Linked DNA regions of Homo sapiens: region 1 is linked to region 2. Evidence: read pairs that join two places in POLR2A ChIA-PET (ENCODE). Cell type or tissue: HCT116. All regions are shown on one strand. Each heading gives the region's core, and the rest is flanking DNA. Links, peaks and the distances in the headings are about the cores only. Region 1 overlaps TEAD1 (TEA domain transcription factor 1). Region 2 has its middle 120 kb from the start of TEAD1.

What was found. Peaks named below come from ENCODE experiments on the same cell type or tissue, not always from the same donor. Only the 100,000 strongest peaks of a DNase experiment are listed, where the experiment ranks them.
Region 1: POLR2A ChIA-PET joins it to region 2 with 7 read pairs; 2 of 35 experiments call an interaction of 5 or more read pairs at or near these places.

Annotation. Positions count from the first base shown.
Region 1 is chr11:12,867,768-12,884,137 of GRCh38, forward strand. It overlaps TEAD1 (TEA domain transcription factor 1), which reads left to right. Exons shown (of 13, transcript NM_021961.6): 6 at 11,941-12,075; 7 at 13,238-13,284; 8 at 14,129-14,190; 9 at 15,234-15,358. Among named protein-coding and RNA genes, the nearest start is that of TEAD1-AS1, 47 kb to the right of the region's middle. RefSeq lists enhancers at 8,462-8,962, 12,780-13,724. In HCT116, for the core only: no CTCF peak of the experiment used is centred there; no DNase peak of the experiment used is centred there.
Region 2 is chr11:12,549,202-12,565,571 of GRCh38, forward strand. No RefSeq gene overlaps it. Among named protein-coding and RNA genes, the nearest start is that of TEAD1, 120 kb to the right of the region's middle. RefSeq lists a silencer at 7,601-7,895. In HCT116, for the core only: no CTCF peak of the experiment used is centred there; a DNase peak (open chromatin) is centred at 7,739.

The sequences.
Region 1 (16,370 bases), core at 5,115-13,114, 320 kb after region 2:
ATAAACTCGCTACAGATAATTGAGGTCATCCCAAAAGACAACAAGGATAGCTTCTGGGTGGGTGGGGAGCAGAGGGGAGTGGCAGGAAGTATCCAAGCTTAAAAGAGACACTGTGCTTTGCCTGGGAAGATGTAGGAAGGCCTCCTGGAGCAGGTGGCTGGTGGCTGACCATCCCAGTAACTATCCTTGCAGACACTGCCCTAGCCAGGTTGGTTACCACTTCTCCACAAACTCAGACGTCGAAGGGGTAGACAAAGGTCTATGGTCCTCATGTGAAGACCGAAACCAGACTTGCATTTGTCTGTCCCTCTGTGGAGTTGGAAAAGTGGCTTACCCGCAATGGAGGCCACTGCCAGATGTGTCTTCCTGGTGAGTCTTCTTGCTTATAAGCTTCTCTTTACTTTCCAGGGAAGGGTGTGGCAGAGTTCTTTGGGCTGGTGTTTTCCAGCCTTTTTAAAGTAGCAAAACTCATGTTTTGAATTGAAGCTTACTCCCTCAAATCCTTAGTAATGGCCTCTTAGGCTATTCCATTGAATCAGGTTTGAAAAGCCCCCTGTTTTAGGCAGAAGGAAAAGGAGGTGTCTACCTCTTATGCTGTCCCTTCCAGCCTTTACAGAGAGCTCCTGTGTCCCATTTAAAGCCCATGTTTTTAAATTCTGTAGTTTTGAAGTTCTGCCATGTTCCTAGGAAGAAAACAGACTCCAGGAGAGAGTGGTCATTTGATGTCACATTGATAGATGAGTCATCCTAGCTACAAAAGTTACTCTCCTGAAAATCCGTTAGAATAAATTCTAAAGGTCAGCTTTATGCTTCTACTAATTGGCAGTTGTTCTCAATGTGCTTGTTTGTGGACTAGATCACCCCCAAATTGTGTAGACTTAAATTTTAGTAAAGAAAAAAATTGTTCTAGTGAAAGTCTAAGATTTCTACGTAGATTTGAACTTGAAAAGCATAGGAATGATTACTGAATTCAGTCCAGTGGTTTTCATTGAGAACCTAAGTGTGTTCTAGGTCCTTTTGTAGACGTTGGGCACATAGAATTGAATCCAGAGTTTCTGTTCTTGAGGAACATTGAACTTTTCTGTTATTTTTCCAGTAGATATCCACAGCTAGGGGGCTCTGCAGTAGAAATTAAACAGGATAGTGCAGAGGCTGCCCAAGTGAAAAGAATGATTCATTCTGGGAGTGAGGGAATTAAAGCTTCATGGAGAAGTGTCATTAGAACTAAACATAGTTGAAGGCAGAGAATTTCCATAAAGTTGGGACTATCTGGGGGACCATGAAGAGCATCATGTAATTGGGGACATGCGGTGGGAGGTAAGACTGGAGGAGCCTAAGGGAAGGGCCCTCGATTATCCCACTGAGGAGAAGGGATTCATCTGTGGGCCTAGGGGCATACATGGGGTTCATTCAAATTTACCCTCTGGAAAGACCTCGCCAGCCAGGTTTTGCAGGATAGCTAATAAGAGGGAGGCCAAGCTGGAGTCAGGGAGGCTAATTCCTGGGCTGCTTTAAGAGTGGGGAAGAGAGTCACAGGCTGGGACCAGGGGCCAACCCACACCCCCTGGGGCTGCTCCGTGGCACTTAGCACTCATCCTTGGCTGGCTCCCTGCTTTGGTGCTCTCTGCCTGCTCTGTAGTCTTTCCTACTCATTGTGTTTAAAGAATAAATTATAAGTTCTGTCCTTATGAAGTCTGAAAAGTGTTGTGTGCCAGAACTTTTCAGAAAGATTTTCAATAGCAGCATTTAAAAATCAACTTATTAAAATTGGGTTCTCTTAAAGTAATGGTAATTGACTAGGAGTGTGCATCAAAATTATGAAGTTTTTGTTGCAAAATTTAAACAGTACAGAAAATATATTAAACACTCATGTTTATACTATCTGGAATTGATCATTTTCATTATATAAGTTTTTTTTAATGAAAAATCAAGTGGCAAACATTATTCTGTACTTTTTCCTCTACCCACCCTCCGTCTTCAACCAAAATTAATCTTCCTTTCTTTCCTACCACCCACAATGTATTTTCTTGCCACTTACTTCCCTTAGAAAATCAAATCCAGTGAAAGCTCTCTCTTCTCATTTTGCTCCTAGATTTTTGCCCATTGTCTTTTTCTTTTTCTTTTTTTTTTGAGACAGAGTCTTGCTTTGTCGCCCGGGCGGGAGTGCAGTGGCGCCATCTCGGCTCATTGCAACCTCCGCCTCCCGGGTTCAAGCGATTCTCCTGCCTCAGCCTCCCAAGTAGCTGGGATTACAGGCGCTCATCACGACACTCAGCTAATTTTTGTATTTTTAATAGAGACGGGGTTTCACCATGTTGGCCAGGCTGGTCTCGAACTCCTGACCTCAAGTGATGCGCCTGCCTCAGCCTCCCAAAGTGCTGGGATTACAGACATGAGCCACTGCGCCCAGCCGATTTTTGCCCAATTATCTACCATGAATTTGTGCAATAGCCATTGGCACCAACATGAGACTTTTCCTCTGGAATTTTTAGCAGCTTAAGATAGACTCGGCCAACAATTTGGTGACCTTGGATACAGACCCTGACTGCAGAGGAGAGATACGAGGTTCAGGACATATAGGGGATGGTTGAACTAGAAAGGGAATAATGCGAGGAGACAGTGAACCAGGAGCAGAGAAGCTGGGAGAGTAGAGACAAAGCGTCAGTAGACTGAAGCTGAGATTCAAGAGCTCGGTAAGATGGAAAAAAGAAAAAAAAAAAGGCATTTGTGGCCAGAGCACAGTGATTTTGGAAATTAAATTTATACATTCAGAGTTGTGGGGATTTTCTCCCCCGCCCCCCCCGGGGTTGGGGCATTTTCAAAATATCTAGGACAAGGCTGGGCACGGTGGCTCACGCCTGTAATCCTAGCACTTCGGGAGGCCGAGATGGGCAGATTGCCTGAGCTCAGGAGTTAGAGACCAGCCTGGGCAACACGGTGAAACCCCGTCTCTACTAAAATACAAAAAATTAGCCAGGTATGGCAGTGTGCACCGGCAGTTATAGCTACTTGGGAGGCTGGGGCAGGAGGGTTGCTTGAACTTGGGAGGTGGAGGTTGCAGTGAGCCGAGATTGTACTGCTGTACCCCAGCCTGGGCAACAGAGCGAGACTCTGTCTCCAAAAAAAAGAAAAAGAAAAAATGTCTAGGACAGAAGCTAGAGTACAAACTGCAGGCCTAGAAGAGAGCTTAGCTTTGAAGGAGTTGTTTCTTAGTGATGGGAGTGCTATGTGTTTGTCTCCTACTCAGACAAAACCCTTTTGACCCACTGCTCTCAAGGGGGTAGGTTTTATAGATGACCCACAGCCTGTAGCTGGGCCTGAGTCTACTTCTAAAGTAGAAGATGAATCCATGCAGTTGCAGTGTGAAAGAGGCTTCTAGGCCTATGGAATATCCATTTAAAAATCCTGAGGATGCTGAGTTAGAGGTCTCCCTTGGACCTTGTGTCACCAGCTGCAGCGACAGCAGTGTCACCAACACCAGCTTTACCTGTTGTCTTCCATCTCACCCTTTCCCTTAGTTTAGCCCCTATTGGCGTCTCCAGTGGAGTAGTGAGAAGCAGCAGCATGTCTGAGGATTAGCTCACAGCCTTAGAAATTATTCTCTACTTCGAATTGTTTCACTTACCATTAATTCATGAAAAAGTCATTAACTGTTTTTTTAAGCTCCAGGGATTTATTATCCCAGCATGTAGAAAGAATGCAGAAGCATTCTCCATGTGTTAAGCAGTCTTTTTCCTACTCAGAGTTTCTTTGTAGAGTTCCATGCAGGAGTCTCTTTGCCTGTATGTTCAGTTGCCCTAAGAAGTTGTTCAGACCCTGCTCAGAGTCCTTCTTTCCCCATTAGCAGCAAAAAGGCAGTCCTTTCTTGCTGTTTTCAGAAGCTCACGGTAGCCACAGCCAAGGTCTGGGAAGCACCACCACACTGTGGGCCATCTCCATCTTCCCATGAAGATGGGCCAAGCCACCTCTGGTTCACTTCTCGAGTGTGTTTAGGTGAGTGTATGACTCGGGACAAAACTAAGAGGAAAGGAAGTCTTCGCCGTGCCCTCCGCTCGGCAGGAATACATCTTAGGCAGTAGATGTATTCACGTCAGGCTCTGGATGTGTATTGAAGAAAAACCTGTACTTGCTGACATTGCATCATCCCAGTAGAGCAGAAAGAGACCTGAGCCCCTCTGATTATGTCCAGTCGCCGGTGACTAATTTATGAGCTACATGTGCTCCCCCGGGGCCATTTTCTTGTTCTCGCCCTGGTGGCCTTTATGATTTGATTTCTGAACAGGCCATTCTTTCCAAACTGCTGTTCCTTCCAATAGGCAGAGAGCTTAAAGTTCAAATTGTTGATTTAATTCTTTTGAGTTCAAGAACTTCACTGGGGCATTGCTAAAGTCCACACTGCTGAATCATGTTTGTATCATCACTGATTCCATCCAGGAATGGGCCTGTCCACAGGGAAGGTAGACGTACTTCACTTCACTCTGTGTTGCTCCGTGAAGCCCCCTGAGCCACTCTGCTCCTTCAGGACTTGGCTGTTAGCAGTGCAGGAGGCAAGGAAAGCCTGAGCAACAACCTCCTTTGTCTGTGTCCACACCAAGACACTTGGCCTTGTCACGGGATTTGGGAAATGATATAATCTTTCCTGGCATTTCCCAATCTTCAGGGGGAGTTCTTTTGCATTTATGACATATACGCTTTCTCCTCAAAGATATTTTTATTACCTTGTTTTTAATTTAACTGAACGAAAACTAAGATTGGAGACAATTTCTCAGGCTTCAGTTGGAACCACTTGCCAACAGTGTGGTGATGGAGAAATTAATGATGGGAGCCAGGGCACTGAATATGTAGATAAAGATAATTCTGTGTGAACTGAGCCAGGTCTGGATTTTCTTTATAAGGGCAACAGAAACAGTCTCATCATTCTACATTTTTATCTCTTCATAGCGAAATCCCATTGTTAATTGGCCTCCAACTTAGATAATGCCCTAGAATGACATCTATCCAAAAGGTTATCTAGTGAGGACAAGGGCTCCTGAGTATTTCAGGTCCCGAGCAGAATCCAGCTTGGAAAGCCAGTCCATTACCTGGCCCCCGTAGACTGCAAGCTCACCCAGGGCCAAGGCTGCAAGCACCATACTAAGTACTTGAAGCAGTCCTGAACAAAAGTGTTTTTATCTTTGATTTATAAATTAGGACACAGAGGCGTGGAATGGCTAACTGGCTTGCTTAGAGTCACAAGTCTGAAGTTAATCCAGGGATATCTGGTGCCACAAGCCAAGCTCTTTGCAGGATGTTCTTCTGCCTTCCCAAAGAGTACTGGTCCAGGATGAGGTTCATTTTCCTGACTTGGAATGCTTTGCATTGTCTCCCTCCACTGAGCCCTCTTCATTGTGTCTTTATGTTTGAAAGAAATAGAAGAAGGACTCACTCTGGAGCTTAACTTGAGCCTGGAGCCAGTTTAGGTTCCTCTGGCCCCTTGCTGTCACCTCTTAGAGAAAAGGGGGCTGAGGTCAGAAGGGTGCCTTCTCCCAGACACCTGGATCCGGCAGGAAGCTGTCCTAAATCCCAGGCTTCCTGGGAGAGAGTCATGAGGCACACCTATGAGTTTGCTCGTCTGTAGTCCTCATCTACAATCCTTTATGATGTGAAGCCCCACATCAGAGTTAAAGGAAACGATGTTGACAATTATAAAATACCAAATATAGCTGAGTATATTTAAAAATGAACAATGGTAAAAGCCTTGAAAATTTTTCCTTGGATGTGAATGGAGTCTTTGGCATTTGGAAATACAATAAAATGAATTAATTGCTGCTTATTAGGCAGCGAGTCAGGAGAAGCATGAATGTGCCTTCTGTCCTCTGCGTTAGCTGTTACCTGACTGAAGTAGTCTCCTTTTGTATTTACTCCTGCCTTTTCTAATGATAAGCAAATTAGAGATCATAGCTAGAAAAAAAATCAAGTGCCCTCCATCCTTTTTCCAAAACCATAATATAGTTCTGTGATGTTTATCTGCTCAAGGGGTATGGCTAATAATTGCAGAGGTCATGTGGAGCCACATAGTGCAAGATTAGAAAGAACATCTGCAAGATTACTTCTTAGGAAAGTATTTTGTGTTTTGTCTTTTTCTGAAAAAGTGATTGTGCAAGCAAATTGCTGTCTTTCCTCCCTTGCACTATATTGCTGGTTAAAGCATATTTGAAGAAAAACCATTTAATAACTATCAAGAGTTTTTGAATCCATGGTCGTTTTTTTGACTTTACTATTTTTTCTGACGTATTTGATGGACTTCTATATGAATAAATTACATTGGAATCCTATCTTTAAATTCTGAAATCATGGCCCATGAATAAACTGTTTGGAATATATTGATTATGCTGTTCATTAAAATTCCATATATGGCAGCTATCATATATTGTATATGCAAGCATGTAACCTTTTTATGTTATCTTTAAAGTTTGTTCATGGTAATACCTATAGAATATGAGATAATTGATTTTGCAGAATAATCAAAAGCTGAGAAGCAGAAGGAAGAGAAGGGAACAAGACTCCTCTGATATCCAGACTGATCCGTGAGATGTCCTTGAGTTTTAAGAGTACACCACTCCAGCCATGTGCATTTGTGATATTGCTGTCCTCCTGTCATGTATATTACATGTAGATATTTTCCAAACATTGTGTCCATTTCAACCATAAAAAGGAGGCAATCAGCAGAACAGAGAGCTATAGCAGCAGTAGCCTTGCTCTCCTTCATGAAATATGAAAGCCTGTTTTTACTTAGAACAATAACAATTTGTAAGGCTTCAGGCTGAGGAGTTTATGCATGACACAGCCTGCTGGACCATGTAGCAGAGGCAGCGAGACCATTGAGTGTGGTGTGTTGGAAATTGGTTAATGATAAAAGTAGGGTAGATGATGAGACAGGCATCCCGAGTCTCAGGTCAGTTGGACCGTTTGTTCTTAGAACCCATCCTCTTTCCCATCAAAAGTCCATAGACCACCCATAGTTCCTGCTCCATGAGTGTTTTCTGCATTGCAGGTCATGGGCTTGGGTTGGGGTTCAGTTGGAAAAGGGAGATTTCCCTTTTCTTTCCCCACTCCCCAAAACATTTGGCTTTTTATGTCCTCATTCTTTGTAATCTTAGGGATAGAGGGACGGAAAATCAGCAATAAGTAGTCAGTGTGAACTTGTCCAAACATTTTTCTAGGATGCAATTTTCTTATTCTTGCTCATATGCACACGCACGCACACATACACACTCAGAATATTTCCTGTAACCTAAGACTTCACAGAGCATAATTCCGTATTAACCTAACAGTTTTTCAGCATCAAACAATGTGCTCACCTTTGTAAATCTCATCCACATCTCAGAAATGTTGGTGTGAAGACATCTTAAAATTAGTGTGGTGTACAAATGTAGCATGTGTTTGAATTTACCTAGCTTCGCTTGTTTGGATAGATTAGCCTCCTCCCCTTTAGAGTGAGGATGAGTAGTGAGGATAGAGTCGAATGCTTTAAAGTCTGGGATATTAAACCAGAGTGACACAGAGGAGCAGTTCACTCAGGTCTGACACTTAGAGTTATTTTTTCAAAGCCAGGCAGGTATCTCTGGGCTGCAAATGACAATTTAGAGGTCCTTCCATTGAAATCTCTTAGCTTGGCATTCTTTCAAATTCCCGTTTCAGGATAAGTGGGTCTGTAGGCAGACCCTTGGTTCTGATTTCAAGATATCCCTGGTGGTGCTTATTATTTCCAGGGTCACATTAGATTTTAAACAAAAACATTTTAATCCTTTTAATTTTCAATATATATTGTAGATAAAGGGGAGATGTTATAAAAATTAAATGAGTAGTCAGAGTAGCTCGACCACAAAAGGTAGGAAATCACTGGTATAGACATTTTAGTCCATTTGCAGAAAATTGCCTATTCTCAAATAGGTAGGTCAAGTGCAGAAAGAACCTCTACTTGAGATGAAATTTCCTTTCTACACTTAGCTTTCTATTAGGACAGCAGACCAAAGCTGCCCAAATTTTAACATCCTGCTGTCTTCTCACTAGTAGTTTCCTTGACTATATGCATTGAAAAGTATCTGTTTATAATGGAATTTACCCTCATAGCTACAAATACCTTTAAACCCAGAAGGACATTAGGCAGTAATGTGCAACTTTTAATTTTATAAATAAAGAAACTTCGAAGTCATTAAATGACTTGATCCACATAATGCAGCTCATTAATGTCAGGCAGGGACAGGTTTGAAGCCAGGTCTCCGGACACCCCAGTGGGTACACCTTTTATAGTCTTGGAGCAAGTTGGTGTCATAAAAGCAATTGATTTGCTCTCCTGCTCTTGAACTCCTGTTTTCATTTAGGTACCTGGTAGAATGCTGGGTAATGAGAGAGTCAAACCTTACTTTAACAGAAGAAAAAGATCATGTTCTGAAGCTGTGTGACATAAACAGCAAAGATAGGTGCTTTTCTCCTTTTCCACACTGACTGATTTCCGTTTCAAAAAAGAATATCAAACTTGTTTGAAGATTTCAAATGATTTTTAATAAGCCTAGCAAATTTCAAGCAACTCAATAAAGCGGGATGTGGAGATGCAGGGAACTCATTTGGACCTGGACTTAGAATTCATGAGTCACCCCACCCAAGTGTGCACAAACAGATTCTGTATTTGGGCAAGCAGAAGTGCCTCTGTCTGCAGAATTTCAAATACGTGGAACTCTTCGGGTCTGTGAGAGGATCCACGATGTTCTTCTGGAATGGAGCCAAGCCCTCAAGTTCTTTTGTAGCTATTGCTCAGATGTGTCAGTCAGGCAGGCAAGACGTCTGTGCTGCCATTTTCCAATCCCCCTAGCCTGGGCCCCAGAGAAGTTGTAAGGCTTGTTCTGTGCTGAGGAAGGCACCTGTGGTCATACCTGAGCCATTACCTCAGTTTCAGAAATCTGCCTTGAGAGCATTTATAACCCCCTTGGTAGAGGTTGAGTGGCTTGGGGGCTGGAGTCCAAAGTGACTGGTCTAAGAGAAACCAATGGATTCGTATTGATGTCAGGGTGATGTTGATGGGGAATGGAGTTGGTGTGACTAGGGCCATGGTTTCTGTTCATGGGCTACCCTCTGAGGGGATGGACAAGCGAGGAGCAGGTAAAGCCACAGAATAGCCAACAGTAGATTGCCTGGCACTGAGGTCTGCATGTGTGGGCCCAGTTTGTCAGTTTATCATAAAATCCCATACACTTCAAGATTTGCCCTCTTTCTGGCATCCTCAGTATCTGACATGTTTCAAATCTTAAAAAAAAGGTTAGTTGAGGAAGCTAGCTTTAGGTTAGAACATTTGACAGATTAGCAAATGGAGCCCCAAGTCGAAGAACTGCCATCTGATAAGAAGGAGATAACAGCAGCAAAAGGATCATTCTGAGTCACTCTGGCCGTTCTTTTGAGGCCCAGGAATCCTGCCAGCTTCTAGGGCCCTTGGAGTGTCACTCGGCCACGGGAGGTGTCATTACAGATGTTCATAATGACCTTGAGCATCCATGAAAAGCTGTTACTTGAGGCTCCTTAGTTTTTCAGTCACAGCCAGAGTAATATATAAGACATAAAAATTAATGTGGCTGGGCGTGGTGGCTTACGCCTGTAATCCCAGCACTTTGGGAGGCCAAGGCGGGTGGATCATCTGAGGTCGGGAGTTCGAGACCAGCCTGGCCAACATGGTGAAACCCCATCTCTACTAAAAAGACAAATACAAAAATTAGCCGGGCATGGTGGCATATGCCTGTAATCCCAGCTACTCAGGAGGCTGAGGTAGGAGAATCACTTGAACCTGGGAAGCGGAGGTTGCAATGAGCTGAGATCATGCCACTGCACTCCAGCCCGGGCAACAAGAGTGAAACTCCATCTCAAAAAAAAAAAAGAAGAAATTAATGGAAGTGTTAGGCTCCGTTTTCTTTTTCCCCCCTCCCCTCCCTTTCCTTTTTTCCTCCCTTCCTCCTTCCCCTTTTCTCCCTCCCACCCTCCCTTTCTTCCTTCCTTTTCTCCTTCATTCTTTTTTTTTCTGATGGAGTCTTGCTCTACTGCCCAGGCTTGAGTGCAGTGGCTTGATGAACACAGCTCATTGCAGCCTTGACCTCCCAGGTTCAAACAGTCCTCCCACCTCAGGCTCTTGAGTAGCTGGAACCACAGAAGTACACCACCACACCTGGCTAATTTTTTTTTTTGTGTGTGTGTGTGTGGAGACAGGGTCTCTCTATGTAACCCAGGCTGGTCTTGAACTCCTGGGCCCAAGTAATCCTCCCACCTCAGCCTCACAAAGTGCTGGGATTATAGGTGTGAGCAGCCACACCTGGTCTTCCCCTTTCCCTTTTTCTTTATTGGCTCTTTTTCAAAGGTTAATGTAAGCTTTTTGGAAATTCACATTGTCTTCCTGACAGTTATAGGGCAAAGTAGTATCTACACCCTGGGAACACCTAGCACATCTTTCTTAGAAGCCCTTAGCAGTTGTTCATGAGCTTTGATTTTTTAAAAACTCCTTTGGCCTTGCTTTTGATGCCTTGATGTGTTTTTTTCATCACCTTTGGTTATATCAGTAAGCATTGAAGCACCCTCTCTGCTGGTACTTGGTGTCTTAGCCTGAAGCTCCCTTTGACGTTCCCTGGAGGTGGAAAGCACTCTTTTTATTTTGATGTCACCATTTTGTTTTTGCTTTGATGGCATTTGGGCCTGGAATATAGACCCTCTATTGGCACCGGTAGCCTTTATATGCCTACGAGGCTCAAAGCCCTGCCTGTGCCCACCGGGCCTGTCTCATACCAGGAGGCTATTTCTCTGTCTGTCCTGGGGAAGCCACAGAACCAGTGCAAAGGAGTTGAGGGGTAGTTTTTTATTGTTGCTGTTGTTGGGTGCCCTTCTCAATCATTGCCTTTCTAGATAGCCATCTGGATCACCTTTTCTTCCTAAAATGTGAAAAGGCCCACACCCCTATGCATTTTATTGTTCCCAAGTATTATATGTTTGTGTACATATATACATATGTATATATACACATATATATATGTTTTTTTTTTAACCAAAGAAGAAAAAAAATCCCTTTTTATGCAATCCTTTTAACAAATTGTTTATTATTGTATCCAGGTAACAAGCATGGTAAGTATTTTCACCAAACTGAGTATTCTGTATTTTAGCTGTGCTTGGCAGACTTTTTTGGCTAGCTTTGTGTTGTTAGCCTTGGCTTTCCTAGAAAAGACCCGTTCAGGAAAAGGAGAAACCACGTACCTGTAGCATCCCCTAGGCTCCTGGCTTCAGTACGAACCCACGTAGCCTTAGCCCCACGGCGGGGATACCTGAGAAAGCATGCACCCCGCCAGCATGCTGCTTGGCCCTGTTACCCCCAACCCCCGCTGCTTCTGAGCCTCTCCAGCCAGGTGTCTGCAGGGCTTCCAGGCCTTGCATGACCCCAGCAGCTCCTGGGACCATGGCCCTGTGACAGTCAGGACACACAGATAGGGCTCCTCGAGCTCTGTGGACGGTCCTACCCCAGTCCACAGCTACATCTCTTCTCTCACTCCTCCTCCCATCCGTTTGCTTAAAAGCAGGGCCTTTATTTTTTTTTCTTCCTTAAATGTTTTAAGTAATTGGAGAAATCTTCTGGAAGCTGACAAGCTAAATAAATACGTTGTCCACTCTTCTGAGAGGCTTCACATTCTGTTGGAAAATGGATTTAATCCCTAAAAAAAGCCTTGCCCCATTGGGTCTTCCCAGTAAATGTTGAGAGGTACGGTAGGTTGAGTGTGGTTTAGCCTTCTGGCTGTGTTATTTATCCATGCATGTTTGCTTTTTTTGGCCTATTTTGTGGCTCTGTATTTTAGTCCATGTGCTCGTGGCTGTGCCTGTGTAACCTGCCTGGTAGCCATGCGTTATGTATTAAGTTGGTGTGTCACTGTCACCTTCAAGGATCAGACTGCAAAGGATAAGGCCCTGCAGCACATGGCGGCCATGTCCTCAGCCCAGATCGTCTCGGCCACTGCCATTCATAACAAGCTGGGGCTGCCTGGGATTCCACGCCCGACCTTCCCAGGGGCGCCGGGGGTAAGTCATGAGCTCAGTCCAGTAATGACAGCTGCTGGGGTTGGGGTTGGCATGTGCCAGTGTTAAGCCTCCCACCTCCATTTCTTGTCATGTGGGTCAGGTATGTGAGAGGGCAAAGGCTACCTTGTCAACTGATAACTGAGTCTAAAGTGGTGAAAGTAAGGAGGGAAGGGAGGCAGAGAGCTAGAGAGAAAGGGAGGGGGAGGAGAAGGAGGAGGAGAGGAAGAAAAGAAAAAAGGAAAAGGAAGAGGGAGAAAATCAGAAGAGGAAGGAATTCTGAGTCCCTGAAGACATGGAATTAAATGTGCCTTTCTGGGTTGGGCTCAGGCGTCTTCTCTCTTTATCTTTTTCCTGGCCCTTGGTCTCTGTCCCTCTGTCTTCAGGGGCAACTAGCCCCTAAAGGGACAAGGTATTCTATTAACATTTACATTTTGACACCTACCAAAGGCTGAGAAGCATTATGTTATAATCTCAATCCTCCAGGTAATCTTAAATGCTGCTTATTGTCATTGCCATTTTGCAGATGAAAAAGCTGAGGTTATTCAGTAGCAAAACAAGAGTTTGGATAGCTGGGATCATAGTGGAATGGATAGTGATGTCAAGAATCAGCCCCAGGGTTGCTTGACTCCTGAGGCTGCTCTTTCCCTCCTCTATGTCATGCCCCCTTTCCAGCCCACACCAATCGCAGCAGGGAAGCTCGCTGCAGAGAAGCTGCCTGCATTGCCGCTTGGAGCTCCTGGCCTTGTTCAAGCTTTGTCCTCTGCCTTGCTGGGTCTTCACTGCTGTTGACGCAGAATATTATGCAGGGAATGTTTCAGAATGAAGGGAGGGTACATGGATAAATCAGTCAGTTCAAATATTGGTGAGCCCCCTGCAGCACGCGCAGATCTTTGCTTAGGTGTAAGGAAAACAGGAGCTGCTGCCTGCGTCTGCCCTTGGGGGCATTTTCAGGAAGGAGGCGCTAAGGGGAGCTCTGGGTTGCCAGTCCAAGGATATAGGTTGTGGTCTCGTGCAAGTGGTGACCGCATTTGCACTCTGGGAAAGCGATTCTGTTGGGTGATCGAACCTGCTGTCTTTTAGCAGGGGTTGTGATGCGTAGGCATCCTAAACTGTGCTTTGAAGTAAACTCGTAATTCTGAGGCCTTTGCATTTTGCCTTCCAGTTCTGGCCGGGAATGATTCAAACAGGGCAGCCAGGATCCTCACAAGAGTAAGTCTGAGGAGGGGTGGGCACTGACAACTACGGGCTGGTCCCAGCCCACGTGGGGAGAGCTCTTCCTGGACCATAGTGTCTCAGGGCCTGGAGGAGAAAGGAGCATTACACTGAGGTCCCAGAAGGCATCCCCTTTTTATTGTGTACTTAGGCCCCTGGCAGGAAAGAGACTGGCTTTTCGGATCTGGGAGAGGTGGAAGCACCCCATTCCCACCTTAAGTATTAGCAGTCATCCAGCTGGAAGCAAGAAGTGGACCCCTCTTCCTTCATGGTATTGAAGGCTGAGCTGTGGTCCTCCTTGCCTGAGAAAGGGCGGCACAGGTGATCCTCTAGCCCATTTCATTCTAGCCAGCCCTGTAGTAGGATGGCTAGTAGACAAATCCTACTGATGCCTTGGGGGCAAGAGAAGAAAGATCAGTAAACTGGAAATAAGGGCTATTTCGGGATAAAAGAAAGGAAACCTTGCCTATATGCTGTAAAAAAAAACTTGCATTGTTTGGCCTAGAGAAGGAGAGCCTGAAGCATGTCCCACACTTTGCCTAGAAGTGGTGACTGCTTGACCTCAGAGGTTCAAAGGCAGATGCCACAGCACAAGGAATTCAGGCTGTCTTTCCAGCACATCCCATTGAACTGGAATGAGGCTTGGTGGTTTGATCCCTACCTGGCTGCTGGTCCCTCTCAGTTTATGGAACAACTGCCTCTGCCTGGGGTGTGCTACCACCTGCAGGCAGGGACCACAGCGGTGAAGGACCTCCCACTGGGAGGTCATGGTGGGGCCTGGGTAATAGCCCCTGCTGCAGATGCGATCTCTTAACTCTGTCTGCCATCTCTCTGTTCCCAGCGTCAAGCCTTTTGTGCAGCAGGCCTACCCCATCCAGCCAGCGGTCACAGCCCCCATTCCAGGTGAGTGTCCCTGAAACTCCTTTTTGGGAGCACAGCCCCACACAGCTGACAGCTGGGTCTGGCACTTTGTTCCCAGAGTCAAGAGATGCTCAACTTTGCCACAGCCGCACATTGCCCCTGACTTGCAGGATCCTTGGGTAGCCTGTAGCTCAGGAGGGCCACAGGGTCCCGATTCCCATCAGTCATCTCCCAAGAGCTTTTCAGATGGTTTGTTTAAGAAACAGGAAGCCTCCTCACTTTCACTGAAGACGCTGGATTATCCTCAGAAGGCGAAGTTGCTGCAGCATCTTCCTCAATATAAACTGGCCAAATTAGGCAGTCTAAGTCTCAAGGCCAGATAGGGTTTCATTCACCCTTTCTTAGATAAGTAGATTTCGGTCCTGCTACCTTTCTTTAAAGGAGAGAGTACATGGAAGCTCAAAGTGGAAAACATGAATCTGTCTAGCCTACCTGTCTCCTTCCCCACAAGGCGCACCCCCCATCCCCACCTGTGTGTGTAGAATTACTCCTTTGCACTACTTGAGGTGTACAGTATAAAAGTCACTGCTCTCCCTTATGGATTCCCCAAACTGAAAATGCTTTCACGTATTGCCCTGTGCCCGAGTGCTACGGAGCATTCAGAGAGAATATTCTATAGTGCTAGTGACCACAGTCTTAAGGAAGATGGGCAAACACAAGAAGTGCATGGCATGTTCGGGTCTCACAGGAAGTCTTTGGAAGCATTCACTTCTCACTGTCCTGTCATTCTTGGCTTGGTCCCCAAGTAGACCCCTTGGTGCAGGATTAGATGTCCTCATACTGCAGCCCTTAACCTTAGCTGAAGTTGGCTTAATGAGGAACACATGCTTTGTGCTTATTTGACTGTTTACCATCACTGGGGCCCTCTGCCAGCATCTGTCGTCTGAGTTATCCTGGCCAGAGCCGGTGGAGAGGGGGCTGTTGGCATTTCCTTCTGGGTCATCTGTAGAGCCCTGTTCCAGTATTTGCCTGAGGCCCAAGGGGAGGTGAGTGACCAGCATCAAAGGTGACGATTGCTCTTTCAGGGTTTGAGCCTGCATCGGCCCCAGCTCCCTCAGTCCCTGCCTGGCAAGGTCGCTCCATTGGCACAACCAAGCTTCGCCTGGTGGAATTTTCAGCTTTTCTCGAGCAGCAGCGAGACCCAGACTCGGTGAGTGTGCCCAGAGAGGTGTGTCTTGAATCCAGGATTTCTTTCCCTTTACTGTTTACCTCCTTGCTTCTCTTTCTTTCCTCCTTTACCCCGCCCCATGCCTGACAAATATCCTGTGTGAAAACGGGCCTAGGAAAGAATAGCCTTTTGATTAAGTAAAAAGGGATTCCTATTGGCAGATTTGTAGAAAACAGCAGAGCAGGAGGTGTATTACTGTCCTGGACCCCAAGGTGCTGTGGGGAATACTTGAGTCAGAGAGAGGGACGTTTACAAGCTCTTATGTTTTGTAAAATTTAACAAGAAGTAACATTTATTGAGCCTTGCCATATGCCTGGTCCCATGCAGAGTTATTTAGATATATGATCACAATTCATCCTCATAAAAACCCTAGGAAGCTAGGTACTAACTGACAAATGAGGAAACAGAGAGCGTAAGTAACTTTCCCAGAGTCACACAGTTAATCTCTGATGGATTAGAGATTCAAGCTCGGGTCCTGAAAACTCTAAAGCCTAATCATTTAGCTGTTATTCCATACTCTCTTTCCAACTCTGTTTTCTCAAGATAGCAAGTTGTTCTCTTCTTAAGAACAACTTCTTAAGAAGAAGTGGCCAGGCATGGTGGCTCACGCCTGTAATCCCAGCACTTTGGGAGGCCGAGGCAGGTGGATCACGAGGTCAGGAGATCAAGACCATCTTGGCCAACATGGTGAAACCCCGTCTCTACTAAAAATACATGGCCACGCACATGTAGTCCCAGCTACTCAGGAGGCTGAGGCAGGATAATTGGTTGAACCCAGGAGGCGGAGGTTGCGGTGAGCCAAGATCGCGCCACTGCACTCCAGCCTGGCGACAGAGCGAGACTCCGTCTCAAAAAAAAAAAAAAAAGAAGAAGTAACAAAATGGCACTTTAGCAGTTTGCCATAGAGTGCAGTGCATTATAATATCATAAATACCAGTAACATTGGCATCTGGACTCTATTTGTCACTTTCTTCTTTCCTACCTCCCCCACCCC
Region 2 (16,370 bases), core at 3,954-11,953:
AAAATTCATCTACGTAACAAGAATCTCAGGGCTGATTAGATCAGTGGCTCAGATGCTATCAAGGACCCAGGTTCTCCCAGCTTTCAGCTCCGCCATCCTCAGGAGATTGGTGTGGTTCTCCACGTGGGCTCAAGATGGCTGCTCAGTTCCAGCCATCACAGGCAATCAAACAATAGCCAGTGGAAAAGAGAAGACTGTTTTGGGGGCTATTTCTCCTCATGTGTATTCTTCCGCTTCTTTGACGCAACAAGACCTTTCTTGGCAGCCTTCAGTGACATCCTCTTATGTCTCCTTGGCCAGGACAGAGCCTCATGGCCACCCCTAAACTAATCACAGGCAAAGGCAATGAGGTCATCAGGATGCTTCATCTGAAAGAATGAAGATTTACCCGGAGACAGAGACAGGAGACATAGGATTACTGAATACAATTGGGGTCTGTCAATAAGGAAAATAGGGAAAACTGTTTTGAGGGAGCTAACCAATTATCTCTGGTCTCAGTAGATGCATTTTCTCTGTCTTACAAATAAACTAATCTTCAGAAGAATTAAATAACTCAAATGCTTATCTGATAGACTAAGCAGCACTGAAACAATTTCTACACATAGGTGATACTCAACAAATCAGCTCAGTTTAATGCAAAAAACATTCAAGGGGCTGCCTACTATATGCCAAGAATCTGTAGTGTGCTAGGGGTGCAAAGATAAATGAGACAGAGTCTCTGCCCTTGAGCTTACAATCTGGTACTTTTTGATTATTTTTATATGTTTTGGTCTACATTTTTCTCCTTATTACTGTAGTAACTAGCATTTAATTAGCACACATAATGTGCTTGGGATTTTGGAAATATATAACATTCATATCAAGATTCAGGATAATTATTTTCACTCCATTTGGCAGACAAGAAACTGAGGTGCATTGGCTCATGCCTGCAATCCCAGCATTTGGGAGGCCGAGGTGGGCAGATCGCTTGAGCTCAGGAGTTCAAGGCCAGCCTGGGAAACATGGCGAAACCCTGTGTCTAAAAAAGATACAAAAATTAGCAAGGCATGGTGGTGCATGCCTGCAGTCCCAGGTACTTGGGGAGCTGAGGTGGAAGGATCACTTGAGCCCAGAAGTTTGAGACTGAAGTGAACTGTCTTTGCACCACTGCGCCCCAGCCTGGGTGACAAAGCTAGACCGTTACTTGCCCCAAATCATGTAACTCAGTTTCAGACCAAAAACACACTCAGGTCCTTGCTCAGGGCCCACCACTTTCCTGTGAATCACATTCTACATGTCCCTTATCCTACTAAATGTTCCAGAGTATAAATAAAAAACATATAACATGAAGCCAGTATGTGGATATGTAGGTCTCAAAAGTTACTGTGAAAAGACCAATATTTGTCTGTCTCTCATTGTACTTTTTACTCTATTCAGTGGGGGCTCCCCCTCCCCTACCTGAGATGCAAAGTTGGGCAGCTGCATCATTTTCTGCTGGTTCTTGGCTATTAGAATGCCTCACGCATTAAGTTCCCAATACAATAATTCACAGATTAAAATGTTGGCCGGGCGTGGTGACTCACACCTGTAATCCCAGCACTTTGGGAGGCCGAGGTGGGCAGATCACGAGGTCAGGAGATCGAGACTATCCTGGCTCACACAGTGAGACCCCATCTCTACTACAAATACAAAAAAATTAGCTGGGCTTGGTGGCGGGCACCTGTAGTCCCAGCTACTTGGGAGGCTGAGGCAGGAGAATGGTGTGAATCCGGGAGGCAGAGTTTGCAGTGAGCCGAGATCGTGCCACTGCACTCCAGCCTGGGTGACAGAGCAAGACTCCATCTCAACAACAACAACAACAAAAGTGTCTCCCCTTCCCTGATGGAATCTGCTGCCAGGGAGAACCCACAGTCAGGGAAGAGGGTGTGGGATGCTGCTTCTCTCTTTACTTTTTTTTTTTTTTTTTGATGCAGAGTCTTGCTCTGTGGCCCAGGCTGGAATGCAGTGGCACAATCTCGGCTCACTACAAGCTCTGCCTCCCAGATTCATGCCATTCTTCTGCCTCAGCCTCCCGAGTAGCTGGGACTACAGGCGCCTGCCACCACACCCGGCTAATTTTTTGTATTTTTTTAGTAAAGACGGGTTTCACCGTGTTAGCCAGGATGGTCTTGATCTCCTGACCTCATGATCCGCCCACCTTGGCCTCCCAAAGTGCTGGGATTACAGGCGTGAGCCACCACACCCAGCCCTCTTTACTTTTTTGATAAGTCTTCCTCAGGTCAGAACCATTGGTGAATCATTCCTGGAATCATTTCCACCATTTTGAATATCAGCCCTTTGTTACCACCAGCCTCTGGTATCTCTGGGCCTCTGCCTCGGGATGAGCCGAAGAACACGGTCTCAGATGCCACAGGCAAAAATGGAAGACACTTGTTGGCCAGCTTTGCTCAAAAGTGTGCTTCTGGACATGCCATGTGGTTCTGGATCCCATGGCTCCACTATGAACCCATACCCCTGTTCTTCACCAACACAGACTGCTGGATGTTGCTGAGGTGTACTCTGCCCAGAGTTCTTTTCCCTTTCTGGGTTAAAGATGCTTTATTCTCTAGAAACAGATCTACTTCCATTCTCCTGGGTGCCCATAATGGGGCAGGGGTCAGGAGTAGGGGCAGTGAGCCACCCATCTGGTCTAGAAAGCCTGTTTTAATTAGAAGAAATACAATAAACATTCCTCCCTAAACTTCAATGCGTCACACTGCAAGTCTCTTAGTGCCCTGGGACTTAGTGTCTGAAATCTTGAACCTCTTAGAGTACATTAAAACTTCCATGTTGAACGCACCCAGAGAGATTTCTCCTTTCTCTTGGGAGCAAAGAGTTTTGGACAACTTCTCAGAATACTTCAGTCTTTGTGTTAATGGCTGGAAGTTCTTTATAAATAAGTGATTTCTGGGGAAACCTCCCCACTAGGCTTCCAGGACCCACAAGGTCTTCAGAGGTTGGGCTCAGAATGAGCATGAATCTAGCCTCTACTGTTTTTTCCACACTCTTTATCTGCCTACTTCTACTTTCTCCCACGTGGGTCTCAGTTTTCTGCCTTTGTTCACTTTAGTTTTTCTTGTCCGAGTCTCTTTTACTCACCTCTAATTAAGGACTCATTTGCTTATGGCCAGTGTCATAGCGAGCACAAGTAGAGGCCTGAGATTCAGGCTACACTGGGTTCAGATCCAGATACTTCCATTTGCCAGCTGTTTGTTTTAAGGTAAGAGACTAAACGTATCTCTTTTGTATACAGGGATAATCATTCCTACCTCATAGGCTGTTGGTTGATTAAATGAGATCTTCTGTGTAGGAAGCTTGTAACAAAGCCTGGCGTATCACTGGATACACAATCCATGTTAGCCAGTAGTTATACCACGCAGCTCACCTAAATAGACTCACTAAGTACTCAATATAGGTTTCTTAAATTGACCTGAAATAAACATTTTCCAGACTTCTGGGTTGCACTGAACAGGTTTCCTCTATCACCCGTATCTAAGTTAAAATTTAAAAACCAGAAGCTTGAAAGTTGAAGAGGGACAGGAAAGAAGGCAATGAAGTCAGCGGTTGCTAGAAGCCTAGACTGCCTTTGGCTCAGTCCAGATTTGAGGGAAACCTGGAATTATTGCAATTTCATCACAGCAGCTGGTCCAAGCTAAACCTGCCAGAACTGCTTAGAGGCCAGATCTGGATTGCAGTGATAGCTGGGCCCTGCTGAGAAGCAAGAAGAAACTATTTATCTGGCATTTTTTTCAACCCCAACCAAGAATTTTCTTTGGCTCAAGATGCTGTTGGGACCGGTTTTCATTTGCATGGAGCTCATTTGAGGACTGGTGCCTCTGACAGCGGAGACTTCTTAGAAAGACTTCCATCTTCCATCCCCCTGCCTCCTTTCCACGTGTGCCTTTCCCATGATTCAGAAATAATTATTCATCCAGGAAAGCTAATCCCTGGGTCTTATTTGTACCTGGATTGTGCCAGAACCTCATGTATAAGTTCTCTCTGATTGAGCTCCACACACAGCCTGTGCAGTCCTGGGCATCAGCAAAGATGGCCACCAAGGAACATTTGCCCTCCTTCCAAACTGGCAACCTCCATCTAACTGAACCCATGTTAACTGATGTGGCACATTTTAATACATTTCACTGTTTCAAGCTGTGGCAGCAAATTAGAGTGGGAATCTTCTTAACAGCTGCTTCTAGAGTGGCTGTCTGAAATCTCTGCATCCTTGACTCTTTTCTGCCAGCGAAAGAAAGATTTGTCTATGTATTATACGTCCTGGAGGGGTTTCATGGCAGTTCTGTCTGGACTAAAATGTCACCATTCTGTATTATTATTACATAGATTCTGCATTTTTTTCTTTTTTTCTTTCTTTTTTTTTTTTTTTTTTGGTAGAGACAGGGTCTCAGTATGTACCCAAGCTGGTCTTGAACTCCTGACCTCAAGTGATCCTCCTGCCTTCGACTCTCAAAGTGCTGGGATCATAGGAATGAGCCACTGTGCCTGGCTCACTTTTCAAATAAGTAGCATTTGAGGGTGGTATCAATATTCCAGGAATAGAATAATGAGATGTTTTTTGAGAAAACATTCAGAATGTATCCAATCAGATCAGCATTTTCTGCTTCAAGCAGTCACCCAATTCCAGTGACATTGCCAGGAGCTGCCTTAAGAAGCCTGTTGTATTTCTTTAGTTTGCCATTCTTTGACTAGAAGTAGTCAAAGCTAAGCACAAGAATGGGCTTTGCTTTATTGTTGTCATGGTGAAAGATTAGAAAAAACTTAAATGTTTATTGATAGGGAAGTGGCTAAATCAATTATGACACATTCAGTCAATGGACTACCACATAATCATTTAAAAAGTATGAGGCAGTTAAGAATGATCAACTACCCAAAGTGATTTATAGATTCAAAGCAGTCCTTATCAAAATTCCAATGGTGTTGTTTACAGAAATAGAAAAAAAAAAACAATACTCACATAGAACCACAAAAGACCCCAAATAACCAAAGTAATCTTAAGAAAGAAGAATAAAATCAGAAGCATCATACTTCCTGATTTTAAACTGTATAACAAAGCTATAGTAATCAAAACAGTGTGGTTCTGGCATAAAAGCAGACACAGACTAATGGAACAGAATAGAGAGACTAGAAACGCATGCATATATGGTCAACTATTATTTGATGAGGGCACCAAGATTACAAAATAGGGAAAGGAAAGTCTCCTCCATAAATAAAGTTAGGAAAGCTAGATATTGATATGCAAAAAAAGAGAAAGAAATAGAATCTTTATCTTACACCAGCACAAAAATTAACTCAAAATGGATTAAAGACTTAAATATAAGACCTGAAATCATAAAACTCCTAGAAAAAATAAAAAAGAACAGAGAAAAAGCTTCTTGACACTGGCCTTAGTAACGATATTTTTACGTATGACACCAAAAGTAAAGGCAACAAAAGCAAAAACAAATAAGTGGGACTACATCAAACAAAAAAATTTCTGCACAGCAAAGGAAACAACAAAATGAAAAGGCAACCTATGGAATGAGCAAAAAATATTTTCAAGTCATATATCTGATAAGGGGTAAATACCTAAAATATACAAGATATTCATGCAACTCAATAGCAAAGAAATCCCAAATAATCTCTTCTAAAAAGTGTTACAAAGAACTTGAATTGATACTTTTCCAAAGGAGACATACAAATGGCTAACAGGTACATGAAAAAGTACTCAGTATCACTAATCATCAGGGACATGCAAGTCAAAACTACAGTGAGATGTCACCTCACACCTGTTAGGATGGCTATTATCAAAAAGATGAAGTAAGTGTTGTTGAGGATGTGGAGGAAGAGGAATCCTTGTATACAGTGGGAGGGAATGTAAATTAGTACAGCCATTATGGAAAACAATATGGAGGTTCCTCAAAAAACTAAAACTAGAACTACCATGTGATCCAGCAATTCCACTTCTGGGTATATATCTGAACGAAGTTAGATCAGTGTCTCTCTGCACTCCTATGTTCGTTGCAGCATTATTCAAATTGCCAAGACATGGAAACAAATGGATAAAGAAAAAGTGGTATATATAGACAATGAAATATTATCCGGCCATAAAGAAGAAAAAAATTCTGCCATTCCTGACAGTGTGGATTAACCTGGAGGGCATTATGTTAAGTGAAATAAGCCAGAAACAGAAAGGCAAATATTGTATGATTCCACTTATATGTGAAATCTGAAAAGGTCAAACTCATACAAACAGAGTAGAAGGATGGTTGCCAAAGGCTGGGGGGGTGGGGGAAATGGGGAGATGTTGGTCAAAGAGTACAAACTTTCAGTTATAAGACGAATACATTGTGGAGGTGTAACATACAACATGGTGACTACAGTTTATACTATTGTATTGTACACTTGAAATTTGCAAGTAGAGTAGTCCATAAGTGTTCTTACCACATACGCACAAATGGTAACTATGTGAGATGATGATGCATTAACTAACTTGATTCTGGTAATCATTTTACAATATATACGTATGTCAAATCATCACATTGTTCCCTTTAAATATATACAACATTATTTGTCAATTATACCTCAATTCGCTGAAAAAAGAAAAAAAAGAATGAGCACTAAGTGTTGCTATGGACCGATCTCTGAGAAATACAGTTAAATCTGGAAATATACAAGAACTTGCTTGTATTCTTTCTAGTGAGGAGAACTAATGGCAAGGAGTAAGGACAGGGAGAAGATATTCTTGTCATCATCTAATTTTTGTATACTTTGAATTTGGTACCTTGTGCATATTTCTCATGCACAGGATGATTAATTTTTCGAAGAGTAAGAGTCTATCTAGTCCAAAAAAAAGACAGTTGAACTAGCTATGTAATTCAAACAATTAAAATCATAAGTGCTCTCATTTTCTGAGCAATTACTCTATATCAGCTTCTGTGCTAAGGCTGCTTACTACATATTTTCCTCTGATTTTCTCCTCAAAGACATCCCATCAAGTAGATTTTACCGTCTTCCTTTTAGAAATGGGGCACTGTGACTCAAAGAGTTTAGGAAAGTTGCCTGAGATTACACAATCTGCACGAGGCTAAACCAGGATTCAAATCCAGGTCAGACTAACTTTTTCCACTGGCCCCTGGGGGCTTCGCATGGTCAAACATTCAATAAGACTGTGCCTCCCCCATTACTCTATCCCCAGAGCTTTACAGAGTGCTTGGCACACAGGAGGTGTCCCATATGTGCTGACTGAATGATAAACAAAAAGCAAAACAGAGCAAGAGTGTAGTAATTTCCTTAAAGGAATTTTACACAGGTTGGAGCATCTTGGAATTGCAGGGTCACAGCCCACTGAGATTACTTGGAAGGCAACAACCTGAATTTGAGTAGCTACAGTTTGGTGTGATTGCTTAAAAAAAACTACTCACATTGTTTTGAATCACACCTCACAAAGCCTCATTGCTTCAAAATGCCTTTCTGGTGGAAGATGATTTCAAACAAACCAAAGGATGTGATTTTCATTAAGCTACACTTGAAAATAGCTGTTTTCCAGATGGGATCATATGAATAAATAAATATCTCTTTTGTTTTATCTTCTGTTTTTTCTTCATGATTATTGGAAAAGTCCAACAACCTTGGTGATTCCTTTCAGGGTGAATTTGGGACCCAAACAGTTAAGCAACCAGCCAATTTGCTTCCCTGCTGCCTCCCAGCCAAGGAGATGAATGGAATGCACATGAGGTCGCTTGGCAGGCATCCACATTCCTATGGGAATGCTGCAGCAGCCAGAGCTTTGGGACATGAAGAAGCAAATGTGTGGGAGTTATGGGGCAAACTGCAAACAATCCAAAGTCCCGAAAAAATGCATGGAGCCTCTTTGGCCCAAGGATGCTCTGCAGAACACCGGCAAAGACCCTGCCCTTGCTCAAATCAATGATAGAGGCAGGACTCGGCACTGCCCTGTTCTTTCTTACTGCTGCCAAGGCCTTGAATCGTACAGGCCACCTCCAGGACTACTGTGGATGTGAGCCATTAAAAGAAGCTCAACAAGGAGTTCCATTTCTTCAGCTGATCTTTATACTCGTTCCTTTTTCTCCCATACTCAAGGAAATTACCTTGAAGAATTTGGCTCACCCCCTTCTTCCTTTTACCTTCCCCATCCCTGTCTTTGTCCTTCCCCATGAAAGAGGGCTTGAACCCAATGACATTTTCATTTTCTTCAACTATTTCCCTTGTGTCCTTTAAAATGCCCTCTAGGGACCAGGTGAGCTCACTCGAATTCTGCATTACAACTCCCTCCAGCTTTTAGAAAAGGCTACATCTGATCAACAATGATGGTGATATGGTGGAAGGTGGACTTTTCATTTAAAATTAGAAACCACGATCCTCACATATTTTCCCCCAAAGAGCAGTTCCTAAGTTTTTTGTCACCACATTAAAAAAAGAAGCTCAAGCCTAGAGTTGTCCAACCAACCAGAGGCCTCTGGGTCTCCCCCAAACATCTTTTGTGCTAGTCATGCTGAGAAATGCTTCCTACTGAGAGAAGGGAGCCCTGAGTTCTGTTTTACCTTCTCACTAAGGTGACTATGGTACATGGGAGTCATAGGCATTTTAGAAGCATTCCCTGTGGTGATTCTGGCTATGAAGACTGCTTTCTCTAGCGCCATTACACTAGACTATGGAGGAAATAGAGCCATTTGAAGCTATGGAGTTCTCTGTTTCATCACATCCCTAAGTTTTTGCAAAAAAAGAGATACATTTCCATTCCATCTACAAAGGCAAAGATAAACCAGCAAGTCACATGTTTTGTTAGCGAAGCCCTGCCTAATAAATTGCCCTTGAAGGCAAAACTAGCAGTCTCTCCCAAGGCCAGCAAGCTAGGCTGAGAAGGCTATAAGGAAGGGATCGTTTTGGGGAGAAAGAGTAGTTTCTTAGGGAAGAAAAGGGGATCTTGGTTTTATTGGTCCTGCAAGGCACCAAAATCCTAGACACCCTTAGGACCAGAGCGAAAAGAATAAAGGGAATAAGATATCATGGGAATGACATTTCGCAGCTATTCAGTTGAAGTCATCTGCCTGGCCCATAATTCACCTTCCTCAGTAGCTGCGTTCCTTTGGCCACAAAAGTAGCTCCTGGCAGCAATATCTGTATGTACGCCCTACTCCCTGACCCTGACAGATTGATCACTAGTGGATGTTGACCGACCCAAACAGACCAAATCAGATTCTGTCTCGCAGGAGTTCAGATTTGGGATCCAGATATGCTAGTTGTACCTGTTGGCCACTTGAACTGAAAAGATGTAATCTGGCAGCCATGGGGTGGCCACCTTCTGTCCTGTGGAGAAAGAGTCTGAAACTCCCTCTGCAGAGAGAGGAGAGGAATGAACTAACCAGGTGAACAGAAACAGAGAGAGACATCACACAGGGCCAGACAGAGGCTGAAAGACCCCAAGCCTGGTTCCGGAGGGCATCCTTGCTCAGGCCTGGTCACAGGATCAGCCCCTGGATTCTGCAATACTCATTTGTTCTTATAATAAATCCCCCCCACACACACACCCTTTTTAAAATTAAGCTAATACAAGTGGGTTTCTGTTACTTGTAACTGAAAGAACATTGGCTACCACAGCATAGGAAGGTCCACAGGCCAAGGTAGGCAAGGTTTGTATGGTCAAGTTGTCTACCTGGGCATCAGGGTGGGACTGCAACTGTCCATATCTGGTCTGGACCTCCCTCCTCCACAAAGCCCGAAGGGGTTAGCTGTTGTTGCCTTCTTACACAAGTCAGTCATATACATATTTCTCATAGCAAAGTTTCACATAATAAGAAGTAAATACAGAAGTGCCTTAGTTGGAAGTCCAAGTGTAACTAAAGAATAATAAAGTAAAAAGTCCCTTATCATCCTTACCCAATCATCAATCCTACCTCCAAGATAACCTTTGCTAATGCCATACTTTATCCAATCTTAGATGCCATCACTTGTAAGACACATTCCAGTTTTGGAAACGTTAAAAGGTAACATGAGGTACAGTAGTATGTTGAGTATCCTTTCAAATATTTGTCTTGGCATTTCACATGTCCATAGTTTTGGGTAAAGCTATTCGTTTTTGTCATTCATAGACTCATTCCAAGAACACTGTTTTGCAACTGCCTTCTTAACATTTCTTGGAGTATTTTGCTTTTCGATAAAGGATTTTGTTCTATCTACCACGGTATCTCCAGTGCCAGGATAGGGCCTGTCACATTATAGGAACTCAATAAAGAAAGGCTCAGCTAATCAATGACCAGTCTCTTTAATTCTTCTAATGCCTATATGGTCTTCAATAATATTTAACTTTTCCCCATTAAAGTAATCATTTTGGTTACTTACTTCTTTTTAATCTTTATAAATAATGCTGTTGTGAACATCCTAGCTCCATTGTGTTTCTATGACCACAATAATTCTCATTGAGTGTTTACTATGTTACAGTTGTTAATCTAAGTACTTTACATGTAGTCACTTTTTAAGTATTCACAACAGCCATCTGAGGTCGGAGCTATGATCATTCACACTTTTCAGATGACAAAGCTAAGAAAGAGGCTAAATAACTTGCAGCAACAGGGAATAAGTTAACAAGCAGGATTCAACAAGCAAGCAACCGTGCTCATAAGTCCAGGTTCTTACCACTGTGCTCCTTTATCTGGATGAGTATCATGAAACTGACTTACTATGTTAGAAGGAAAGAACATTTCAATCCAAAAAAATGCTACATCAATTCAAATTCACCCTATTCGTATTTGACAGCACCAGCTTCTGAAACACCCTTGCCAATAACATATGTTATCAGCTTTTAAATAATTTAAAAACATAGGTAAAAAATTATTTTATTGTTCACTTAATTTGTATCTCCTGGTTAACTGGGACATTGAGCTTTTTTTCCATTGATTCTTGGCCATTTGTATTTTTCCTGTGAGTTGCCAGCTCATTTTCCTTGCTCATTATTTTTCTTTTGGGTTGTCTTTTAATTATTTTTTTGGAACACTGAACATTATTATAAATGTGACAAAAGTTTTATCTCGGTTTCTTTGATATAGTCATTCAAAAGTTAAAAGAATTTGATACAGTCAAATTCATCAGTTTCGACACATGGCTTCTGAATTTTGTGTCCTTTTTCACCCACAATGATAAAGTATTCTATTTTTCCTTCTAACATTTTATTTTTATGTTAAACTCCATATTCCATCTGGAACCTGTCTGGATATGTAACTTGGGCTCTAACTTTTTAAATGGAGACCAAGTGTTCTCATCACTATTCTTTGATGTGCTATGCTTATCGCATTTTACATTCCCATAAACGTAAGAGTCTATTTCTAGACTTTCTATCAAGCTTCATTGTCCTAATTGTCTAGTCCTGTGCCATGACATTTATGTAAAGCACCAGGAACACAGTCGGCCATAATTAATGTCAGTTATCTCCCTCACCTCTTCTTAACCTTTCTATATTTTTTTCCTTTCCACAGTTTCAACCTATAGAATCATACCTATGTTATTTTTCACCTATTTAGAATCTCTCATCCTGAATTCTAGGGTAGTCATCTGACTATTCTCGTTTCTAATGAAATGAGATGATGGGGTCACTTGACCAAATCATTTTTATAGCTTTACAGCTATGTATAATATGGCTTCCTCCCAATCCTATTAAACCAGCTAATCTTTCTTTATTGATCAGGATAAGAAACAAGGCTGAATTTCTTCAGGTTGCTTCTGAGGGTTCCCAGAGGTGAAATCACTTACAAAGCTGCTTGTCAATCATCCTGCTGTTGGCAGAGGTCTGAGGTTTTGGGAAAGGATCCAGAGAAATAGCCTCCCATCACGGCTGTGTGCACCATCTGTGTCCTTTCCGTCAGCTGGGTCAGGATGCATCCTTTGGTCTCACTCAAGGCCATGTGGTCTGCTGCCCTTGCCCTTTCTCTCTTTACATAAAGGTGACTCTTCTGTCACCATATTCCAACCCAGTTCTGGTCTCCACAGTGCCAATAACACTATAAAACTTCTCAAGTAATAAACAATAATCTCAGATCTGTTCTGCAAGTTACCAAATTTTCATGCATTGATGTTTGAATACTTAGGGCCATAATACAGTAAGTCCTCACTTAACATCATCAATAGGTTTTTGGAAACTGCAAGTTTAAGTGAAACAACATGTAACAAAACCACTTTTACCACATATAAACAAGAGGTAAGTTCCTAGAGCATATTTGTGGTCCCCAAAACATTACTAAACTTCTAAACAAAGACCCAAACACTTCTAATATTAAACATTGAAATAAGTGTGAGCTACATATACATTAAGAAAGGTTAATAAAAACAAGGTAATTGTTTACCCAATTTTTGGTAAATCAGCTAATGATGGTGGTCATAGTGGTGATGAGTTAAATCAAGAAATAAATGCTTGCAAAGCAAAAATTGTCAGGAACACCTCCTCCCACCACATAGTTCGAAACCAACAATCACAAATATGGCAGGCTCGCAGAGCTTTTTTTGTGCTGCATTGTTTATTGTTATGCATTTGTATGATTATGGTAGGCTTGACGAATATTTATTTGACAATAATTGGTATTCATTTATTCATTCCTTTTCTAACCCATTTATTGCAGTTCAGGGTCACAGGTGGCCAGAGCCTATCCCAGCAGCTTAGGGTGGAAGACAGGAGCCAGCCCTGGAGGGGACATCATTCCCATCACAGAGCTCACTCACACACACATTCTTAAAACCGGGATCATTTAGACATGCCGGTTCACCTAACAGGCACAATTCTGGGATGTGGGAGGAAACCAGAGTTCCCAGAAAAACCTCATACATATATGTGGAGAATGTGTAAACCCCATACAGACAGTGGTCCCAGCAAGAGAGTAATTTTTTTTTCTCATCAACATTATAAGGAAATGAGTTGAAAGAAATGACATTATTCAAGGACCCGCTGCACTCTCTTCAACTACTGTCCTAACTGTTCCTCGATATAACATATGTGGTTAAGAGCATGGCCCCTGAATCCAATCTGCTGGGTCTGAATTCCAGCTCCCTCAAGGAACCAGCTGTGCAACTTCAAGCCTCGGTCAACCTCAGTTTCCTTATTTATAAAGTCAAGGTGGCAATGATAATGTACCCATCCTATAGGGTTGTTGTAAAACTAAATGAATAATTGTAAAGGACTTAGAATACTGCTGATACGTTGTAAAGAACTCAAAGTGTTGGATGAAATAAACAGGATGACACATCAAGCCTTTCCTACACTTTCATTAATCTCCCCATCTCATTCCTTCTACTCTATATAACAATTGTTTGTTTCTCCCACCTTAAATTTTCATGTGAAGATAGTCTTTAAATATATCAACTAGGTTCAGAACATGGTTTTTTCATCCTCCGTAGATGTCCTGCAGACTTCGATAAGATGGATAATCTCATAGAAATAGCAGCAGCTGAAGTAACGATATTATTAAACAAAGAAATTTGAAGGTCTATGTGAAGAGAACTTTTTAATTCTCCTGAAGGATACAAAAGATGACTTGCCTCAGTGGCAAGACAAACCACATTCCTGAGTAGGAAGACTCAAAAGGATGCCAGTTGTCCCTGAGTTTATTTCTGTATTAACTCCATAAAAATACCAATAAGTTTTTTAGGACTAAACAAGGTAATTCTGAAGTTTGTGTGAAAGAAAAAAGCAAAAATATCCAGGAAAACTCTTAAAAAGACAAATGTGGAGGGAACTAAGATTAGCAGATTTTTAAAAATTCTTCTTATTATTATTTGAGACAGGGTCTCTCTCTGTCACCCAGGCTGGAGTGCAGTGGCACCATCACTGCAGCCTCCAACCTCCTGGGCTCAAAAGATGCTCCTACCTTGGCCCCCCAAGTATCTAGGACTACAGGTGGCCACCACACCTGGCTAACTTTTAAATTCTTTGTAGAGACAAGGTCTCGCTATATTGCACAGGCTGGTCTTGAATTCCTGGGCTTAAGCGATCCTCTCACTTTGGTGACTTTGAAGTGACACCTCAAATCAGTGGTGAGAGATAGACCATTCAAGTGATTGTATTAGAGGAGCTATGTAGTTATCGTGAAAAAATATATACAGTTGATTCTCATGATTAGCAGTAGTTCTATAAAGATGCTGCAAACATGAATTAGTGAATACTGAATCATTGCTGCTAGTGGAAATGCTGGGTCCAGTTTCTTCAAGCCTCCGGTCACAACATTTTTTATCAACTGATTAATCCATAACCTTGTTTATGTGTTTCTGTTAATGACACCTTAGTTAATATATATTGTTGATTCATTAACAATGAACTCATGGCCAACAGCACTGGAACTCATGCCTGAACAAAGCTAATCTAACACATATATTTGCTCTGTAAGGCAGTTGGGAATACTAGATAACACTTCAGCACTATAATTAGGCACCAACAAACAGCACAAAAATGTGAAAATGTCATACTAAATAGGCTGGAAGGAGCCCACTTGCTTATAGTACTAGAGAAGGCAGTGCATCACTTGTTCGACCTCAGCTAGGAACACTCACATGTCACACAACTGAAATTTGTTGCCACTGCTTGTATCAAGAATGACTGCAAAAATACCATGAGTATAGATTCTGGGGTTATAAATACATTTTAGCAAGTAGGTGAATTCATAAATACAGAATCTGTGAATAATGAGAACAGACTGTAGTTAGACCCAAATTTCACACTATATACTAGAATAAATTACAAAAGATCAAATCTTTAAGTGCGAAACAAAATGACCATAAAGTAGTAGAGAAAATAGTGGAGAACTTTCATGACCTTGGAATGAGGGTAGAACTTGAATTAAAACATAAAATCCAAAGGCCACAAATAAAGATAGTTAAATTTGACTGCAGTAAAAAAACAAAAACAAAAAAATGTTTTCAAGGCAAAAAAAAGTACTACAACCAAGGTCAAATCTAACTTATCAAATAATTAAAATGGCAAAAGATAAATGATGAGTCAGGAAAATATTTGCAATTTGTGTGACAGCAGAGGGATAATCTCCCTAGAATGTTAAATGTCCTGGACATAGACAAGAAACACACAAAAAACCTAGTAGAAAAACTGAACTAAAGATATGATGAATTCACAGAATACATAAACAGTTCACAAAACATATATAAAAGGCTCAACTTTATTCTTAATAAGAGTAATGCAGACTAAAGCTATATTTAGGTATTATTTCTCAGTTATAATGGCAGAAATCCAAAAGATTTCAGAATGATGTAATAATGCTGATATGAAGTAGTATATTCTTTCATATATATATATATTTTTTTTTTTTTTTTTTTTTGAGGTGGAGTCTTGCTCTGTCGCCCAGGCTGGAGTGCAATGGCGTGCTCTTGGCTCACTGCAACCTCTGCCTCCCGGGGTTCAAGCGATTCTCCCACCTCAGCCTCCCAAGTAGCTGGGATTACAGGCACCCGCCATCACGCCCGGCTAACTTTTGTATTTTTAATAGAGATGGTGTTTCACCATGTTGGCCAGGCTGGTCTTGAACTCCCAGCCTCAGGTGATCTGCCTGCCTCAGCCTCCCAAAGTACTGGGATTACAGGCATGACCCACCGTGCCCAGTTCCTTTCATACATTTCTATCAGGAGTTTTAATTGGTGCCATCCCTATAGATGATAAATTGGCAATAATTATCAGAATTCAAACACATATAGCCTTTTTCTGTGAAACGTATTTCAATTTTAAAATTATTTATTGATACATAATAGATGTAAATATTTTCAGGGTACATATGCTATTTTGATACATTCATATAATGTGTAAAGATCAAGTCAGGGTAATTGAGACATTTATCACCTTAAATATTTATCTTTCCTTTATACTAGGAGCATCTGAATTATTCTCTTCTAGCTATTTGGAAATATACAATAGAATATTGTCAACTGTAGTCACCCTACTAATCTATTGAACAGTAGGTCTTATTTCTTCTATCCAATTATATATTTGGACCCATTAATCAACATCTCTTCATTCCCCCAACCCCCAACTCCCTAACTCTTCTCAGCCTCTTGTCAGTATAAACTTTTACCCAGAAATTTATCTTAAGGATTTATCCTATACAGGCATACCTCAGAGATGCTATGGGTTCTGTTCCAGATACCACAATAAAGCGAATGTTGCAATAAAGTGAATCAATTTTTTTTGGTTTCCTACTGCATATACAAGTTATGTTTAGGGGAGGCACAGCTCATGCCTGTAATCCCAGCATTTTGGGAGGCTGAGGGGGGAGGATTCCTTGAAGCCAGCAGTTCACGACCAGCCTGGGAAACCCAGTGAGACCTTGTTGCCACAAAATTTTAAAAATTAGCTG